Linked DNA regions of Homo sapiens: region 1 is linked to region 2. The links are chromatin loops, found by intact Hi-C in ENCODE. Cell type or tissue: HCT116. All regions are shown on one strand.

The links. Peaks named below come from ENCODE experiments on the same cell type or tissue, not always from the same donor. Only the 100,000 strongest peaks of a DNase experiment are listed, where the experiment ranks them.
Region 1: a loop joins it to region 2, with 3 times the contacts of the local background. A loop is called at or near these places in 6 of 110 quality-filtered maps.

What each region holds. Positions count from the first base shown.
Region 1 is chr12:21,250,954-21,253,453 of GRCh38, forward strand. No RefSeq gene overlaps it. Among named protein-coding and RNA genes, the nearest start is that of SLCO1A2, 83 kb to the right of the region's middle. In HCT116, no CTCF peak of the experiment used is centred here; no DNase peak of the experiment used is centred here.
Region 2 is chr12:21,450,707-21,453,206 of GRCh38, forward strand. PYROXD1 (pyridine nucleotide-disulphide oxidoreductase domain 1) reads left to right here. Exons shown (of 12, transcript NM_024854.5): 5 at 1,375-1,448. Among named protein-coding and RNA genes, the nearest start is that of PYROXD1, 14 kb to the left of the region's middle. In HCT116, a CTCF peak has its summit at 1,090; a DNase peak (open chromatin) is centred at 1,031.

The DNA.
Region 1 (2,500 bases), 200 kb before region 2:
GACCAGCCTGGTTAACATGGTGAAACCCCCTTTCTACTAAAAATACAAAAAAAATGACCGGGTGTGGTGGCTCGTGCCTGTAATCCCAGCTACTCGGGAGGCTGCGGCAGGAGAATTGCTTGAACCCGGAAGGCGGAGGTTGTAGTGAGCCAAGATGGCGCCATTGCACTCCAGCTTGGGCAACAAGAGCGAAATTCAGTCTCAAAATAAATAAATAAATGTGTTCCTTACCTTTAAGATGGCAGTAATACACTAGACACTAGAATACAGAAAACGTTTGTGACTCCTCTGGATATATTGTGTAATTTATGAATCATATTAGTAAGCTTTTACATTAACATTGATAACAGAAATAAGGTGGCAAAAAGAGGTCTGCTGAGATCTACCCTGAGAACAAATATCTGGTCTTTTCATATGAGCTATTGGGACTGAAGAGACCATACAAAATCAGTGTTTTTAATGGACATAAGAAAGTCTGTTCTAAACTTACAGATAAGATTTTCATAAGGAAATGTGAAAATATTCATTCAACTGTCTTGAAATCATAATGCGTTCAATAAAGAAAGAAGTAATAATTGTTATTATTATCATTCTAGTGTTTGCCTTTTAAAACAACTGATAATATAACTTTATGTAATGTGGGCCATTCACTTGAAGGATTGTATTCTATCATGAAGATTAAGGATACTGAGAAATGTTTTGATGCTTAGTTTAATATTTTAATGATGTTTAATGTTTCTTTGACTTTGTATTATTTCAGGATTGTTCAACCTTAATTGAAATCACTTGCAGTGGGTTTCCATTCAATGGTAATACGATCACTAGGTATGATGAATACATAGAATATAAATTTAAGATATAAATATTCATATCAAAGAATAAAGACCAAATGTAATTAATTTTCAATTATGGGAAAGTTAAAAAAGGAATAAGTAAGGTCCATTATTTTTTGCAATCAATGAAAATAAGAAGAGACAGAGGAAAAGTGTTACCTAAAAGAGCATTTTAATTGTTATTTCTAGTTCAAATCTATCTGTTAAGAATAAGGAATTATCATATTTTTATTACAGTCTCACTAACCGAGTCTCTCTCTCTCCTATTCTATGTTAAGAATAAGGAATTATCGTATTTTGGTTACAGTCTAAACCACCGAAAGACAGGTGGTTCTCAAAGTTTCCTTCTTTCAGAAAGTTAAGAATATTTACCCCAGGTAGGCAGAGTGGAGGACCTTCCTTCTAAACTGAAACATTATTTAGGGAAGGCCTAAAGCAGCTTGGGAGGCCTGGGAATCTGGCCAGGCTAAGGTTGTGCAAAACGACAGGAGCTAACATTAACTGTGCCACTTCCCACTGCCTGGTCCTGTAAGGCTGGGCAGCTAAGCTTTAGCAGCAGTTAATGCAAAAAGGAATGAGAACTCAGACTCTAGAACTGGGGATTTTTGATTAAGAGAGGGTTCTGAATAAAGGAAAGCTAAGGAATCGTGTTTCGCTTGGCAAAGAGTAAGAATGTAGACTCCAGAGGCTAAAGGCTTGTTTATAAATATTTAAAGGTGATGAGAAAAATATTTAGGATATTACTATTTTTCTTGTTGCCATTTACCATTTTTAGCACACTGGTGCCTGTTATTGTTAAGTAATATCTAGTCTAATCTTTGTGATTGCACCTTTGTAAGAACGGTAAATGTTATGTGCTTATTCCTGGGAAGTAGAAAAAGGGCATCATTCATCTAGGGATTGGTGCAGAGGACTGATCCTGGCAACCTTTGATAGCAGAAGGAAAAGAAAATGGGAGGGGTTGATTTCTGGAACCTTTGCAAGTAAAGGAAAAAAGTATAACTCTGTGATGGCCAAATTACAAAGGATAAGTTGTCCGAGAAGTATATTTGATGAGAAGGTCACAAATCCTCAAAGGTTAGAAACAAAAAAAAGAAAGAAAGAAACATAAAGGGAATAGGAGGGAGGAGATGGAGATGCTGCAGTGTTCCATTGGTTCTCTTCCTTGTATTCTCTTTTCTGTGTCTCTAATCTAATCTAATCCAGCTTCTGTGTATCCTGGCAGTTCTCTACCTCCATATTCAATGGAAATACCTCACTCCTAGCAGCTGGGCCACAGAAGCTGAATATAGAATCTGGGTAGTTAGCACTCTTTCTGATATGTGGAAATAATAGTAGGAGCAATATTTTTAGCAATATAAAATAGAAAAAAATGAATTTTACCATTCTAATTATGAGCATCCTATTTTGATGTGCTCAGTATATGGCAGAACGGACTCTAAATGCTTCTACGGGAAAAATACACAGAGCACCAAACTTCCAATTCACAAATAATTGTCTTGAATACAATATATGTGTAAATTGTGGAAGGCCTATAGTGTATTAAACTGAAAAAGTTATTTATAAAATGGGTTATGAGAAGTTTTTAAATTGAAGTAATAAATTGTTGGCATATATTTTTCAGTTTTTAAGGATGGCTGTGATTTTTTGATAACTGCAAATTTCTC
Region 2 (2,500 bases):
GCCTATTCTCTTAATAATTAGGAATTGAGAGAAAATTAAAGGAACTTGATTATCTTCTTATAAACAATTTAAGTTCATATTATCAGAGATTGAGCTCATAACTGTTTTAGCTCGGTCCTCTACATACATGAACTCATTGAATCCTCATGATAATCCTGTGTGACGATTATTACTCCCAATTTACAAATAGGAAACTGAGGTCAAGAGATTAAGTATGTATCTATACTAATTTAGCTGTTAAGTCTATCAGATACACAATTTAAACTTGTGCTTTTCACCTCTAGGTCCAGTGCTCTTGCAGATGTTTCTTAAATTGCAATATCCTCAATGAAGGACAAACTGAAATAAACTTCAGTTGTTTTTTTCTTGGAGAATTTTAAAGATGTCAGCTTCAGTGAATATTATAAGTTTGGAGATAAATTTAATATAAATTTAGTAGGAGGGCCAGATGTCATTCTGAAGCAGTGGGACTATTCTATACTTCTGAAAGTGCCCAAAGAATTACCACTGGCTTCTCTCTCTCTTTTTTTTTTAATATATCTATATTTATTATACTTTAAGTTCTAGGGTACATGTGCACCAAGTGCAGGTTTGTTACATATGTATACATGTGCCATGTTGGTGTGCTGCACCCTTTAACTGTCATTTACATTTACCACTGGCTTCTCTAAGCTCATTGTGATCTTTTTTTTCTGGGGGGTGGAGGCATCAATGTATCTGTCTTAGAATGTTAATAACATTTTTTTTTTTAGTAGAAGTTTGACATTATTGGGTGCGTGCTACTCCTACCAGCTTTGTCTGTGTCATCTCACATAATCCTTACAGAAACATTAGGATATATAGTCCCTTATTTCCATTTATAGTTGAAGGACCTGAGATGCAGATAGGGTAAGCAACTTGCCCAAAGTCATTCAGTTAGTAATTGCTAGAGCCAGTGCTTCCAGAGTCTGTGCTCTTAACCACTATGCTGCTGAGCTTCTCATTCCTAGAAGTTTTAAGTGTTGAGTAACTCTAGGGAAACTGAGAGTCTAGGTGAAAAGAAAGAATAATTGATTTGGTCAAATAATTGGGAATGTGGTAAGTTAATAGTGCCTCCTGCCGAAATTCTGAAGTACTGTAAATGTAATGACCTAAAAGGAAAGGAAAATCAGGAGAGGCATTGCTATAAAGGCAGCTTGGGATAAAGCATAAAGGGGGACTTTTGTTATATTAATTGAGAGGATGTACCCTGATACAGTGGGAAAGTGAGATTCATTTTTTTCCTTTACAAATTCAATAAAATATTTACATTTTTAGAATATTATCGAAGCCTCATATTTCAGATTATTGCCCACTATTACAAAATACTACCTCATTATTTTCTTTTTAACATAGGAATTTCAGAAACAGCTTACTAAAGCTAAAAGAATAATGATCATAGGGAACGGTGGTATTGCACTTGAGTTAGTGTAAGTATATATTTTTAAATATGATAACATTTAAATTGTTTAAAAATAATTTGTTTTTAAATTAAACAATTGCTTTGTGATTCTTGTGATTTGTTGGCAGACTGGAAAATGTTTTTTATTCTGAAAATCAAAGATAAATATAATTTTCATATGTTTTCAAGGGGAAAAATCCACCATATTTTTTTAGCTCTTGTGGAATCCGTAATTGTAGAAATTTTATTATAAAATATATATGTTTTGGGAATGCTTTAGGTCTCAAGGTGATTGGCCAAATTTGGCCCATAAATGTGTTTTATAAGTATATTTTATGTTTAAAAATAATTCAAATATTTACACCTTTTGAGATTTCTAGTGATAGCCCTCACCACTTTTTATTGCTTATATGATAAATCCTGCTACACTCATTTATGTTACCTGTCTGGCCAGTGTCACCCAAAATGTTTGTGACTCCTGTTTTAGGATATGTGGTTCTTGCAGCTCTTTTTTTGGTAGCTTGGGAAATGTGAACACATTAATTAATTTTCATCTTAAGACGATATTACAAGTTCAAAAACCATTGAGAAATATCCTGCTGTGTCCTGCAGAAGATTGATTCACTTCATGATTTTATCCTCTAGCAGATGATTGACATGAAATAGTCTGGATCTTTTTCAGGCCATAAAGTTGAGTCAAACCACAAAGAGGACAAATTTGAATCAAAATAAGGACTCTGCCAAAGCCATATCTTTGCTCACTTGCATTCAATCCAACTCTCAGACTAGGTTTTTGCCCCTCTTTTAGCGGATGATCTCACCCAGTGGAAGCCTGTAAGAGTTCTTAAATTGCCTGAGTACTATGGGTAACAGTCATTATTGTTATTATGAAGTTTGTGGCATTATATGGAGAAATACAGAGAAAGGGTCAAAACCAAAATGTGGGCCAAGAGGGAAGAGGTATAGATTTATTGTAAATGGGGCTTCAAATCCTTGTGTATAGTATATACATGCCAGATTTTCTCTATCAGCTCTCACCAAAGTATCACTTACTATTATTATAATTGTTATTTACATTTA